2 separate regions of the Homo sapiens genome follow, and region 1 is linked to region 2. A link is a loop called in an ENCODE intact Hi-C map of the cell type or tissue named here. Cell type or tissue: HepG2. All regions are shown on one strand.

The links. Peaks named below come from ENCODE experiments on the same cell type or tissue, not always from the same donor. Only the 100,000 strongest peaks of a DNase experiment are listed, where the experiment ranks them.
Region 1: it touches region 2 in a loop (2.7-fold over the local background); 3 of 110 quality-filtered maps call a loop at or near these places.

The regions. Positions count from the first base shown.
Region 1 is chr3:184,976,502-184,984,501 of GRCh38, reverse strand. It overlaps VPS8 (VPS8 subunit of CORVET complex), which reads right to left. Exons shown (of 48, transcript NM_001009921.3): 41 at 1,855-1,936; 42 at 1,408-1,490. Among named protein-coding and RNA genes, the nearest start is that of VPS8, 170 kb to the right of the region's middle. In HepG2, no CTCF peak of the experiment used is centred here; a DNase peak (open chromatin) is centred at 3,271.
Region 2 is chr3:185,172,418-185,180,417 of GRCh38, reverse strand. It overlaps EHHADH-AS1 (EHHADH antisense RNA 1), which reads right to left. Exons shown (of 7, transcript NR_038990.1): 2 at 2,980-3,098; 3 at 409-478. Among named protein-coding and RNA genes, the nearest start is that of EHHADH-AS1, 14 kb to the right of the region's middle. RefSeq lists enhancers at 4,159-4,683, 4,643-4,937, 4,684-5,208. In HepG2, a CTCF peak has its summit at 3,451 (motif pointing right); DNase peaks (open chromatin) are centred at 3,457 and 4,857; H3K4me3 peaks cover 1,711 bases.

The DNA of each region.
Region 1 (8,000 bases), 200 kb after region 2:
GACCAACATGGAGAAACCCGGTCTCTACTAAAAATACAAAATCAGCTGGGCGTGGTGGCACATGCCTCTAATCCCAGCTACTCGGGAGGCTGAGGCAAGAGAATCACTTGAACCCAGGAGGCGGAGGTTGCGGTGAGCCAAGATCACACCATTGCACTCCAGCCTGGGCAACAAGAGTGAAACTGTCTCAAAAAAAAAAAAAAAAAGTATTCTAAATGATAGTATACCATGTAATGACAAAGACTACAGGATGTAGTCATCTTTATCAGAAAAGCCCCAGAAGCTTAATATCAGATGGGAAGTAGAGTTTTTTTTTTTGAGACGGAGTCTCGCTCTGTTGCCCAGGCCGGAGTGCAGTGGCTCGATCTCGGCTCACTGCAAACTCTGCCTCCCGGGTTCACGCCATTCTCCTGCCTCAGCCTCCCAAGTAACTGGGACTACAGGCGCCTGCCACCATGCCCGGCTATTTTTTTGTATTTTTAGTAGAGACGGGGTTTCACCGTGTTATCCAGGATGGTCTCGATCTCCTGACCTCATGATCCGCCCGCCTCGGCTTCCCAAAGTGCTGGGATTACAGGCGTGAGCCACCACGCCCGGCCAAGCTTGGTGAGTCTTAAAAGAGCTGACAGGAACATTCTTCATTGAATAAAAATCATTTGAAAATTATAAAGACTAATGGCATCATATTACGGTTTGCTTTGTATGTGTGTGGGAGGGGGGCGGGGTGCATGCACATGTATGCCTATACTGAATAAAGTGAGGATAGACAAAATGGATTCTAAGTATAATTCCTGTTGTTTCCCCAAGAATGCTCACAGGTTTTTTTCTAAAAATATATCTTGGAGTATTTTGAGTGTTCTCTTTTGATGAAGCCGAGAAGGTTCAGGCTTTTTTGTTGAAAGAAGCAAACCAAAATAATGCTTCCTACAAAAGCTTTGGACACAAAGCCAGCTAGAATTTAGAGTCAAGGATGAGTATTCAAGACAAAAATAATTTTAGGATGAGTTAGAAAGCCTAAATAACAACCAATGCTTAGGAAATTCCTGTATTAATTTTTAGATTATCTTTTTGGAATCTAAAAATTATAATCAGCTGATAACTCCCTCCCAGTTAGCAAACCAATAGGAAACTTGTATATCTGAATCCCAAGGCAACAGGGAATATCTGAAGGCCGCACGCCCTAACTGAAGGTCACAAGCTTATGTCAGGCAAAGTCACACCAAAAAACTGACAGAAAAGATTCAAGAATGAGGGTCGGAAGTTAGATATTTAGATATTTAGCTATTGCCAAAAATTAGCTGCATTATGCTTGAGATCCATTTAAATATTAGCCCAATTCACTGTTATTTATATATAACTAAAATGTTAGTTGAAATCAATATTTAATATTCACCCCTTTTAACTCACCTGTAAGATTCTTTGCAAGATTGATGGAAGGGCAATAAATGCTGCCATGCTATTTAAAACTTGCATGGTCAAAGACTTCAGAGCTGTTATAACAAAATATTAACATTAAGGTTAGTTTAAAATAAGAGTTTTCAGTTTTTCCTATAAGTCTGTGGAAAAACAGTGCATTTATATAGCTTCTTAGAAACTTAGCTAACCAAGGCCTCTTTGATATTTTAAAATTAACTGTTGACAAGTTACAAAGACTACAATTACTTAAGATAAATTATATGAGTGGAACATCAGAAAGAAACATGAAAGATGAGATCAACCATACTATATGGTTTCATTAAGGAAAAATCATAAGAATATGCTATTGGAAAAAGATATTATACTGATAGTTTCTGCAGACAAATATTGGACTGATGATACAGGTGGACTCAGTCACTTGAATTCTGAAGAACTTACCTTCAGAGTGTAGATGAGGAATGGCTGAACTGGACAGCTTCTGAGGGGCCATCATTGCCTCCAATAACGGAAACCAAAGTGCCTATAATGTCAGAGAAAATCAAAGAAAAAGAAAAGTGGTCAAAGAAAACAATGAAAAACAAAAGAATAACTAACATCAGCATGATGTTTTACAGGTTGAAACGTACTTCTCACATACATTTGTTGGTAAACATTAGAAAAAATAAAAATGGAAATATTTGGGGCAAAAAAAAAAAAAGACAATACAAAGCAGAAACCACAGCTAGAACAGGCATCTTTATCATGAAGCCCTGGGAAACGTAAGGAGGCCACTGTTAAGTAAGTCTAGGCCTCGGAACTGCAATCTTATGTGTCTCAGGGGAGGGCAGGTTCAAAGAAGCCAGGAAAGAGCTTCCTGCTAGATTCTTATCTACTCTATTAAAAATTTATCACTGACAAAGTTTAAAATAACACTATTGCTGCATAAAGAAATAAGCACCCCCACTAGCTGTCCCCCACCCAATTTCCTTTAGCTATGTCAAGCAAGAAAAATGAGTAAAGGTTATCCAAAGTTTTTTCTACATCAAGCATTATCTTGTATTTCCTAAGTCATCACGGACCAGGAAATAGAAGTTAAAACTGTATCAGTTAACATGATCAACCATGTCAAGAGATTAAAAAAAAAACTATCATTTATTTATATTATGTTAATCACTATTAAATGCTTTACATTTACATTTTTGCATTTCAATCTCATAATAACCTTATACAGTAGGTATTATCTTCACTAGAGATATGAAATTGAGGCTCACTGAAGTTAAGTAATTTTTCAAAGATCACACAGCCAGTCAATTACCTGACTCTAAATTCTGTGTTCTTCCTAAACCTTAGGAAAAATATTTATTAATGAATGGCCAGGCATGGTGGCTCACGCCTGTAATCCCAGCACTTTGGGAGGCCGAGGCGGGCAGACCACCTGAGGTCAGGAACTCAAGACCAGCCTGGGCAACATGGTGAAACCCCGTCTCTACTAAAAATACAAAAAAATTAGCCAGGCGTGGTGGCAGGTGCCTGTAATCCCAGCTACTCAGGAGGCTGAGGCAGGAGAATCGCTTGTACCTGGGAGGCGGAGGTTGCAGTGAGCCGAGATCACGCCATTGCACTGCAGCCTGGGCAAGAAGAGCAAGACTCGGTCTCAAAAAAAAAAAAAAAAAAAAAAGAACCCACTGCTGCCCTGCTCCCATGAAGACGCTGCCACCCCACCTCTGCTGGTGTGCAGCACACCCCACACCACTGCTGTCCATGCTGGCACAAGCATGTGCACCTGTCATGCCGCTGTTGCTGCTGGCACACACACACAAGGATGGACTCTGGACTCTGCAGCCACTGCCTCAACAAAGTGCTTTAGCTGGCAGCCCCCACTGGAGCATTGCTACCAGCTGACCAGAAACATTTCAGCTCCTCCAATGCAGCAAGTACATAAGCCTGAGGGGCCAGAGCACAAAGCCATAGGCCTGGTCTCAGCCACTCAGGGTTAGAACAAGCAGCTCAGTAGTGCTGAGCTGAGCCTTGGCCCCCTGAAATCTTCCGGAAATGAAGACAGTTGACTGACCCCACATTATACCACAGTCAAACCTTCAAAGGCATCAAAGAATACAAAAGCAAAAAATGCCATCCAAAGTACAGCAACTTCAAATATTAAAGATACACCAGCTTATACGGATGAGAAAGAACTCTGGAAACTCAAAAAGCCAGAGTTTCTTCTTAACAGCAAACAACCCCACTAGTTCCCCAGCAATGGATCTTAAGCATGCTGAAATGCTGAAATGACAGATACAGAATTCAGAATCTGGATAGGAATGAAGATGTTTGAGATTCTGGAGAAAGTTGAATCCAAATCCAATGAATCTTAGGAATCTAATAAAATGATACAAGAGCTGAAAGATGAAATAGCCATTTTAAGAAAGAACCAAACTGATCTGTTAGAGCTGAAAAACTCACTGCAAGAATCATGTAATACAATTGGGAGAATTAACAGCAGAGTAGATCAAGCTGAAGAAAGAATCTCAGAGGTTAAAGACCAGTTCTTCAAATAAAAAATGAAGACCAGTTCTTCAAATAAAAAATAAAGGCAAAAACAAAGAAAAAAAGAAAAAAAATGAACAAAACCTCCAGGAAATATGAGATTATGTAAAGACACCAAACCTTTGGCATTCCTGAAAGAGAGGGAGAGAGGACAAGCAACCTGGAAAACATATTTGAGGATACTGTCCACAAAAATTTCCCTAACCTTGCTAGGTTCTTGACCTTGAGAAGCTGACATTTAAACTCAGGAAATGCAGAGAACCCTTGTGAGATATTATACAAGATGACCATTACCGAGACACATGGTCATCAGATCTCCAAGGTCAACATGAAAAAAAAAACTAAAGGCCGCTAGAAAGAAGGGGCAGGTCACCTACAAAGGGAACCCCATTGGGCAAACAGTGGACTTTTCTGCAGAAACCACACAAACCAGAAGGGATTGGGGGCTTATACTCAGCATTCTTACAGAAAAAAATTCCAACCCAAAACTTCATATCCAAACAAACTAAACCTCATAAGCAAAGGAGAAATAAAATCATTTTCAGACAATGAATGCTAAGGAAATTCGTTACCACCAGACATGTCTTACAAGAGGTCCTCAAGCGAAACATGGAAACAAAAGACTATTACTGGCCACCACAAAAAACACACTTAAGTACATAGACCACTGACGCCATAAAGCAACTACAATGAAGTCTGCACAACAACCAACTAAACACATGATGACAGGATCAAATCTGCACATAACAATAGTATCCTTGAACATAAACAGGCTAAATGCTGCCCTTAAAAGGCACAGAGTGGTAAGCTGGATAAAGAAGCAAGACTCAATAGTATGCTGTCTTCCAAGAGATCCATCTTACACGCAATGATACCCATAGACTCAAAGAAAATGGATGGAGAAAAATCTACCAAGCAAACAAAAAAATAAAAAAGAGCAGGGGTTGCTATTCTAATTTCAGACAAAAGAGACTTTAAAACAACAATGAACAAAAAAGACAAATAAAGGTATTAAATAATGATAAAGGGCTCAATTCAACAAGAAGACTTAAGTATCCTAATACATATGCACCCAACAATGGGGCACCAGATATATAATACAAGTTCTTAGAAACCTATGACGAGACTTAGATAATCACACAATAATAGTGGGAGACTTCAATACTCCACTAACAGTATCAGACAGATTATCGAGGCAGAAAACTAGCAAAGATACTCAGGACCTGAATGTGACACCTGACCAAATGGATCTAAGTGACATCTGCAGAACATTCCACCCAATAATAACAGAATATGCATTCTTCCCATCTCCACCTGGCACATACTCTAAAATCAACCACATGACTGGCTATAAAACAATACTCAACAAATTTAAAAAAATGAAAATCATACCAACCACATTCCCAGACCACAACATTAAAAAAACAGAAATCAGTACTAAGAAGATCTCTCAAAACCATGCAATTAAATGAAAATTAAACAACCCTACTGGATGACTTTTGGGTAAAAACAATGAAATTAATGCAGAAATCAAGAAATTCTTTGAAACCAATGAAAACAAAGATACAGCATACCAGAATCTCTGGGACACAGCTAAAGCAGTGTTAAGAGGTAAGTTTATAGTGCTAAATGCCCACATCGAAAAGTTAGAAAGATCTCAAATTAACAATCTAACATCACACTTAGAGGAACTAGAAAAACAAGAGCCAACCAACCCCAAAGCTAGAGAAGAAACAACCAAAATCAGAGTTGAACTGAATACAATTGAGACAAGAAAAAACAGATAAAAGACTAATGAAACCAAAAGATAATTCTTTGAAAGAATAAATAAGATTTCTAGACCACTAACTAGTAAGAAAAAGAGAGGCCAGGTGCGATGGCTCACAATTGTAATCCCAGCTTTGGGAGGCTGAGGTGGGGAGATTGCTTGAGTCCAGGAGTTCGAGACAAGCCTGAGCAACCTGGGGAGACCCTGTTTCTACAAAAACACAAAAGTTAGCAGGGTGTGGTGGTGTGTGCCTATAGTCCCAGCTACTCTATTTGGGAAACTGAGGTGGGAGGATTGCTTGAGCCTGGGAGGTCGATCATACCACTGCTCTCCAGCCAGGGTGACAGAGCAAGACCCTGCCTCAAAAACAAAAAAAGAAGGAAGGAAAGAGGGAAGAAGAGAAGGAGGGAGGGAGGGAGGACGGATGGACGGACAGAAGGATGGAAGGAATGACGGAAGGAGGGAAAAGGAGAGAAGATCCAAATAAACGCAGTCAGAAATGACAAGGGGACATTAACACTGACCCCCAGAAATATAAAAAATAGCCCTCAGAGACTATTATAAACACCTCTATGCACACAAACTAGAAAACCTAGAAGAAATGAATAAATTCCTGGAAACATACAACCTTCCAAGATGGAACCAGAAAGAAACTGAAACCCTGAACAGATCAATATAACAAGTTCTGAAATTGAAGCAGTAATAAAAAGCCTACCAATGAGAAAAAGGCCAGGACCAGATGGATTCACAGCCAAATTCTACCAGGCATATAAAAAAAACCTGGCACCAATTCTACTGAAACTCTTCCAAAAAAATTACGGAGGAGAGACTCCTCCCTGACTTATTCTATGAGGCCAGCATCACTGTGATACCAAAACCTGGCAGAGACACAATAAAAAAAAAAAAAAAAGAAAAAAGAAAACATCAGGCTAATATTCCTGATGAACATACATGCAAAGGTCCTCAACAAAATACTAGCAAACCAAATCCAGCAACATATCCAAAAGCTGACCCACACCCACAACCATCTGAGCTTTGAAAAAGTTGACAAAAAAAAAAAAAAAAAGATAAGCAATGAGAAAAAGACTCCCTATTCAAGAAAGGGTGCTAGGATAGCTGGGTATCCATATGCAGAAGAATGAAACTAGGGAACTATGTATCACCATATACAAAGATCAACTTAAGATGGATTAGACTTAAATGTAAGACCTCAGAGTATAAAACTCTTAGAAGAATACCTAGGAAATATTATTCTTAATATCAGCCCTGGTAAAGAATTTATGGCTAAGTCCTCAAAAGAAACTGCAACAAAAACAACTGAAAAATGAGACCTAATTAAACTAAAGAGCTTCTGCACAGCAAGAGAAACTATCAATGGAGTAAACACACAACCTAGAGAATGAGAGAAAATATTCACAAACTATGCATCTGACAAATGTCTAATATCTAGAATCTATAAGGAACTTACATCAACAAGCAAAAAACAAATAACTCCATTACAAAGTGGGTAAAGGACATTAACAGACACTTCTTAAAAGAAGACACGCAAGTGGCCAATAAACATATGAAAAAAAATGCTACGCATCACTAATCATCAGAGAAATGCAAATCAATAAGATACCATCTCACACCAGTGACAATGGCTTTTGTTAAAAAGTCAAAAAATAGCGGACATTCACAACGCTGCGGAGGAAAGGGAACACTTACATATACTATTGGTAGGAATGTAAATTAGTTCAACTACTGTGGAAAGCAGTTTGGAGATTTCTCAAAAGAACCGAGAGTTGAACTACCATTTGACCCAGCAATCCCACCATTTGGAATATACCCAAAGGAAAAGAAATCATTCTATCAAAAAGATACATGTACCATATGTTGACTGCAGCACTATCACAATAGCAAAGACATGGACTCAAGAAAGTGCCCATCAACAGTGGACTGGATAAAGAAAATGTGTTACATATACACCATGGAATACTATGCAGCCATAAAAAGAATGAAATCATGTCCTTTGCAGCAACATAAATGGAGCTGGAGGCCATTATCCTAAGCAAACTAACGCAGAAACTGAAAACCAAATACCACGTGTTCTCATTTATAAGTGAGAGCTAATCATTGGGCATATGGTCATAAAAATGAGAACAATAGACACTGGGGAATATAAGAAGGAAGGAGGGGGATAAGAGTTGAATAAAAACTACCTATCGGGTACTATGCTTACCACCTGGGAGACAGATTATTCATTCATACTCCAAACCTCACCACCATGCAATATATCTAGGTAACAAAGGCC
Region 2 (8,000 bases):
GATGTGGTTTGATGTAGATTAACCCCATGGACTTGATAACACTGCCCTGGAGAATTAGATGGCTCGCCCTGCACAGTCACAGCAGCAAGGGGCCACACGTATGTTCTCACATTTTCTGAAGCCCTCAGTTATGTGGTTTTAAATGATTCCTTATGGCATGTTAGTTGAGGCCCTAACAAGTGAGGTATAATCAGGAAAAAGAGGGAGATAGAACTCTCAAGAACAGTTAATCGATAATTGAATGTAACGAGTGTCAAGTGCCAAATGAATGATGTAGAATGTTAATACTGGAATTCAGAGAAGAATGTACTCACTAAAAAATGTATGCTCCTTAACCTTAAGGAGGCCATGCTACCACATTTCTTTAGACCATTCATTCCCCCATTCCTCTAGATGATTCTTTCGTACCTCCTATTCTTCCAGATTCTGTCACCTCCTTCTCCATCCTCCTTCTCAGCTGATGTCCTTGCTTCTTTCACTGAGAAAATAGAAACAATCAGGAGAGCTTCCTCAAGTGCCCACCAACACATCTACCCACCTCCCTGCATCTGTGCTCACATATTCTGCCTTCCCTCTTGTTTCTGTAAATAAACTATCTGCCCATCTATTAAAAATCAGCTCCTCTGCTATATTCTAGATACCATCTCCCTTCACCTACTCAAATACCTGGTCCCAGCAATTCTCTCCCCTTTCTTCTGCTTCATCAACTTCCCTCTCTCTACAGCTTCTTTCTAATCAGTACATAAAGTTGTACTTTCTTCCATCTTAAATAAAATCTTGTTTAAAAATCCTTTTTCTATTAAAAAAATTTGATCCCATTTCCCCTTCCAGCTACCAGCTTGCTTCTTCTTCACAGCAAAACTTCTCTACTGATTTTTCTCATTGTTTCCTATCTTTTCCTCTCATTCTTCCTTAAACCTACTCCAGTCAGGTTTTGATCACCACCACTCTACCAATACTGCCTTTGTCAAGTCCACCAGTGACACTTTTTTTTTTATTATTTTTTAGACAGAGTCTTGCTCTGTCACCCAGGCTGGAGTGCAGTGGCACAATCTTGGCTCACTGCAACCTCTGCCTCCCGGGTTCAAGCAGTTCTCTGCCTCAGCCTCCCAAGTAGCTGGGATTACAGGCGCTCACCACCATGCCTGGCTAATTTTTAGTAAAGACTGGGTTTCACCATCTTGGCCGGGTTGATCTTGAACTCCTAACCACGTGATCCACCCGCCTCGGCCTCCCAAAGTGCTGGGATTACAGGCACTCACCACCATGCCCAGCTAATTTTTAGTAGAGATGGGGTTTCACCATCTTGGCCAGGCTGATCTTGAACTCCTAATCTCGTGATCCACCTGCCTCGGCCTCCCAAAGTGCTGGGATTACAGGAGTGAGCCACCGCGCATGGCCAACCAGTGACACTTTTATTGCTGAATCCAGTGATCAATTCCTGGTTTTCATCTCACTTAGCTCATCGATCATTCCCTCTTCCTTACAAAGCTTGCTTTGCCTGATTCCAGGACTTCACCAGCCTCTTTATTTCTTCCACCTCGTTGGTCTCCTGCTCAGTTTCCATTACTGGTTGTCTATCTCCCCCACCTCTAAATAGTGGAGAGCCCAGGGCCCAGGCCTTGAATCTCTTTTTTTCATGCTCCATACCTGCTGTCTCAGTGATCTCATTTAGTTTCGTGGTTTTCAATATCATCTGTACACAGAGAACTCCTAAATTCGTACCTTCAGCCTAGACCTCTCCCTTGTTTGTCTATTTGACATTTATGTTAGGATGTCTAGTGGATATCTAAGACTTAACATGTTCAAATTGAGCTCCTGATATTCTCCATCCCCCTTCCAGTCCTCCCCCAAAACAGACTTCTGTAAATCTGCCCCATTCTCCGTAAGTGATAGCTCCATTCTGCCATTTGCTCAGGACATACACCTTAGTGTCATCCTCAGCTCTTCTCTTTATCTCACTCTCCGCATCTAATCCATCAGTAAATCTCGGTGGCTCTACCAGCAAATATATTCAGAATACAACTATTTATCACTGCCTTCTCTGCTATCACTGGGTCCAACCTATTATTGCCTCTCCTCTGAGGCAATGGTGTCTTAACTGGACTCCCTGCTTCAGCCCTTGTTTTACTACAACCATATCAACACAACAGCCAGAATAGCTCTTGTATTCAAAATAGTCCGTGGTTTTCTATCTTATTTAGAGTAAAAACCAGCCTTTACAATGCTACAAGACCCTACATGATCTAACCCCATTAGCTCCCTGACCTCACCTTCTGAATGTTTTGCTCATTCTCTGTCCAAGCCAACGTGGCTTCCTTGGTATTTTCTGAACATGCCAAGCAAACTCCCACCCCAGGGCCTTTGCACCTCCTATTCTGTCTACCTGAAACTCACTTCCCTCAGCTATTGCACAGATTTCTGCCTCACTTCTTTCCTTCTGCTTTGAAGTCACCTTGTTAGAAGGGCTTTCTCTGATGATTCCGTATCAACAGCAACCATTCCCTTCCCCAATATTCCCTGTCTCCTTGATCTTGCATTTTCTTCATAGCACAGTTACTGTCTGACAATACTTTCTATGCTTCCCCCTCTAAAATATCAACTCCTTACAAGCAGTCATTTTTGGTGTTTTGTTTGTTGTTGTGTCTGGAACCTAGACCAGTGCCTGGACATCGGAGATGCTCAATATATTTGTTGAAGAAATAAAAATCTTAGTTTATACCTTGTCTTAGACTAGCCATTCTAAAAGATCCCACCTTGTGTTCTGCATGCTGGAGATTAGCCCAGGCTATGTTAGAACACTGAAGGAAGGCCGTAGAAAGATTGCTCATCCATCATCTGCCTCAAAACTACCTGGCACAGCTTAACGTAAGAAATGTAAAAGCCAAATTTCCATTGGTAACCTAACTTTCGCCTTGTCTACCCACCCCTAATTATAGAACAAATGATCCAAAAAAAGTTTGATGATTTGTGACTTACATTAAAAAAAAATCTCATAGTCCCAGCTACTCAGGAGGCTGAGGCAGGAGAATTGCTTGAACCCAGGAGGTGGAGGTTGCCATGAGCCAAGATCATGCCTCTGCACTCCAGCCTGGATTCTGCCTCAAAAAAAAAAATTTAAAGGAATTAAAAATCAAATTACATTTCATTGTACAATTTACAAATCCACTTTTTCGAGACAATAATATTACATAACAAAGAATATAAAACTCAAGAATATTTGTTATTAGAATGTATGAGTATTTGAAATATGAACTGTTACAGAAAACGTCTTGGCCATACCACTAAATTGTCAGTTACCCAACTGGCCCTCGGAAACATCTCATAATGTAGACTCTACGTTGGAAAATAAAACAAACTTAATGAAGCGCAATTGATAATCACTTCCAAGAACTCAAAGTATGGAGTGTGGGTTTCGTCTTGCTGTGTTTTGTTTTGTGTTTTTGCTGCACTGCCCACCAGATGGTGCTGTTGAGAAGTTTTCTTAAAAATTCTGAGTTCGGGGTCAACTATTAACTAAGTAATAGAATATAATTTCTATGTTCAATAGCGGTTCTCTAATATTGTTTTTATTACTTTAGACAAAATGTTCTGTAGGCTCCTGGAACTTGTGCATGGGTGGGATGCGGGTCAGTTTCATAAATAATAGGCAATGTGAGTCGGTGGAAATTGGAGATAGAATTTCAGCTGCAGCAGCATTTGAAATTAGTAGATTTTCATGATCATTATGTACTTGGCTTCCCAGAGTTAAAATATTATGTAAGATGTACACAATTTTTTGTAGCTCTTGTTCAGCCTACAAGAGTGAGCATAATAATACCATTTCAATTTTTAAAATCCAATTGCTTATTCTTACATGGTTCCTGAAAAGCTAGCTTTATTAATTCTTTAAAATATGGGCAAGAATTTTAAAAATAATAATTTAACAGTTGGATTTGTGGCTCTTTCTACACAGATATTTTGTCTATTAGTAAATTCAGGGATTTTTTTGAGTGTATGCTATATACTGTATATCACTGTAATCATAGTACGAGCCATTCATACAGTATAGCAATTAGTCTACCTGGCCATTTCCTAAGAGCCACTAATTTTAATGAGAAAATCAGTGAATATAGGTAGTCAGATTTTACCTGATTTGCTACCGTTTTAGAGCTTTCATGGAAATTTGAGAGTCAGTGACCTCTTTTATTTTATCCTTTGTGCAAATGGAACCTTGCCGTGAAATAGGCATTACACTTGCTTTTTCAGATTAAATTCCAGCTTCTTTACCTTTTACATGTTGACTCTATTTTCCATCTTTTAATCATTATTGTCACCAGAATTGGGACGAGAAAAGGAAGGCGCCATTTACATAATCACTTGGCTAATCATGTACATTTATTTACATAAGTTATAAATCTATCTGAGAGAATGAGAAGCAGACCCGGGGGGAGTGAAGAGCCTGGGGTGGGGGTTGGGACTTCCCAAAGGTCCTTCAGGGAGAGGGAATCTGAGATGTTAGCTTTCCGGAAGTCAGAAGAGCGTGGACAGCAGACATCTGGGCTTGAGGGCGCTGGGGCCTGCCTGCGGGGAAACACAGGCCACGAGATTGTCTCTGGGGAGAGCGAGAGAAGAAAGCGAAGCAGGCGGCCTAAGCAACACTCAATGTACTGCTTTCTCCTTTTCTCTCCAGCTGATGTTCCCACTTCCCAGGGCCTCCGCCGGGACGTGGGGATGCAGAGGATCAGCAGCTGTTCTGCTGGGCTGCTGGCAAGGGAGTGGCTCTAGCACAGACACCCCTTTCTTCTTCCTCGGAGGGAGCAGGAAGTTGCTGAGTGAAGCGTTGTTTCTCAACCTCTCCACCCCCCAGTTATCAGAGGCAAGGCTCTGTGTGGCCGTCTGTCTCCTGTTCCTGGGCAGGGCTGGGCCAGAGGACAACACCAAGATAAATAACCCCAGCATACTAGGGCCCTCTTTTACTGCTTGTGGACTTAGGCAACCTGGCAGTGCTAGCCAGATTCCAAGGCTAGAGGCTGGCTTAAGCGAAAGGGGCAATTTGGGGAGTGGTCTTGCTCTGATGCCCCAGAGCTGTTTGTTTTTGTGCCTCTAGTTAGTAGAATATTTGGAGCCATAATTGCCAAATGTGTAAAACCACACCGTTTTTGGGTTAAAGAGAGACAGACGAGAGAAAGAGACAGACACAAAATGCATCTTTAATATACCTTAAAATATGTGTATATGCATAATAATAATTGTCCTTTTTTCTTTTGTTTTCCTAAAATCAGAACAGGACAGCACACTCTCTCTGTCCACCCATCAAGTTCATCATCTGTGGATCACTGTATTTATCATTGAAAAAACATACACCACCCCTAATATTGCAGAGCAGCATTCTAAATATTCTGCTTGTATTAACTCATTTAATTCTCACAATACCCCTATGCAGTAGGCATTCCAGTATTATTATCACCGTTTTACAGATGAGGAAACTGAAGCACAGAAAGATTACTTTTCCAAGGACACACAGAGATAAACCCAAGTTTTTTGTTTGTTTATTTGTTTTTTGTTTTGTTTTTGATTTTGTTTTTGTTTTGAGACGGAGTCTTGCTCTGTTGCCAGGCTGGAGTGCAGTGGCGCAATCTCGGCTCACTGCAACCTCCGCCTCCTGGGTTAAAGTGATTCTCCTGCCTCAGCCTCCTGAGCAGCTGGGACTATAGGTGTGCGCCACCATGCCCAGCTAATTTTTGTATTTTTAGAGATGGGGGTTTCACCGTGTTGGCCAGGGTGGTCTCGATCTCTTGACCTCGTGATCTGCCTGCCTCGGCCTCCCAAAGTGCTGGGATTACAGGCATGCACCACTGTGCCCAGCTGTTTTTTTGTTTTTTGGTTTTTTTTTTACTGTAAGTTGTGGGATACATGTGCTGAACATGCAGGTTTGTTACATAGGTATACATGTGCCATGGTGGTTTGCTGCACCTATCAACCCGTCTCTGGGTGATAAACCCAAGATTTTAACGTGGGCAATCTGGCTCTAGAGTCTATGCTACTAATTATTATGCTATGCAATTTGTACTTATTTATAAATCACACACATATGCTACTGTAATAACATTAGTATATACCTCATGAAACACAAACATATACGGACATTTTAAAAGGCAATGTTAAAAATAAATATAAATATAATTTCTGATATTTTCTTCCTTGACTCCAATAGATTGTCTTGTAATCCCCCATTTTAGAGACCACTGTTTGAGAATTTGGAGCCCTGTGGAAAGAGCCTGACCACGACAGGCTCAGGGAACATGAGCTGTACCACTTCACCATTAATACAGTGAGCTTCCGATACTTTCCAGCACCATGCTTCCTTTTTAACACAACCAAGTTTTGCAGATGCTCATATAAGAGTTGTACCTTTAGGCCGGGTGTGGTGGCTCACGCCTGAAATCCCAGCACTTTGGGAGGCCGAGGCAGGCAGATCACCTGAGGTCATGAGTTTTAGAGCAGCCTGGCCAACATGGTGAAACCCCGTCTCTACTAAAAATACAAGAATTAGCTCCAGATGGTGGTGTGCACCTGTAATCCCAGCTACTCAGGAGGCTGAGGCAGGAGAATCACTTGAACCCGGGTAGTGGAGGTTACAGTGAGCCAAGATCGTGCCATTGCACTCCACCCGGGGCAACAAGAGCGAGATTCCGTCTCAAAAAAAAAAAAGGGGGGGTTGTACCTTTTGTATCTGTTGATTGAGAAAAGACACTATAATTGAAGCTATTGAGTAACACGTGCTTTCAAATGACTTGATTAATTACAGCGGCACCTACATAATGTAAAAAGTGGCCCACACATATGCAAGTCACATTAATTTTTCAGTCTACGTAGAATACTCAGTATATATATGGATTTGCTTGCTTCTTCTGGGTCCCCGGCGTGCATAACCTTTGTAGATGCTGGAATTTGTTAGTGTGGTGGAAAGATTTTGAGTTCACAAGCCAGTCAGAAATGAGTTTGAATTCTAGTCTCACATATGCGACCTGAAATAAACAACGAATTTTTTCCCTGCCTGAGTTTCCTTGTTTGTAAAAGGAGGATAATACATCCTTGCTTGTTTGTTGTAAGCACAGCTATATATAAAAAGTCTCGGATACATATTGACACAATAAATGGCAGCCATTATTCTCAGAAGCAGATTTACTCCGAAGCTAGCAAAGCTTACAGCTCTTGGCAGGGGCTCTTTCCAAGACTTCAGGAAGGCCCTGGCAATTTTGTGATTTGTAATCTTGTACTCTTTTCCTTAAAAAGGGCCCCTAAAATTATATACCTGTCAGGTTCTCATTGGATCCGCCGAATTACTGCTGTGCTATGCTTCCACTTAAAGGGAATATCTGAGAAACGAGGTACTATAATGACAGGTAAAGTGCCCCGCCCCTCTGATTAGAGCCAATGATGGGAGTGCATGTGAATTGCTGAGGCAGGTTCAGAGCCAGTTCCCAGAAAAAGGGTTTAAACAGCTACCCTCCAAGGAGAAGTGAAAGTGATTGCACTAAGTATTCAGCCTCATGGGGGTGGGGGTGTGGAGAGAGGGGCACTGAGAGGGAGCTGGGATGCTTCCTGACTCCCCTAGGCTCTGCGTAGCAACCAACCATGTCAGCAGGGGTGCGCTTCCCATGTGCCCTAGTCAGACTCAGAATTAAAATCTCTTAGTTGGGCTCTGAATAATGTCCTAAACTGGTGGTTCTCAACTCTGGATGCACAGAAGAACAATCTGGGGAGTTCTGAAAAAATACTACCCCGGAGATTCTGACTGACTTGGCCCAGGGAACTGGTATTTTTATGCACTCCTCAGGAAGTGTCAATGTACAGTCAGGTTGGGGAACCACTGCCCAAACTAGTACGTGCAGTTTCAGTAGGACAGACAGTGGAGTCAAAGCTAGTGCCCAGCAGTGGGAGAGACAGCAGCAAATGGCACAAATCTTTCTTAGGACTCCCGTGGGGCAGGCACTGTGCTTGGAACAAAGATGCCT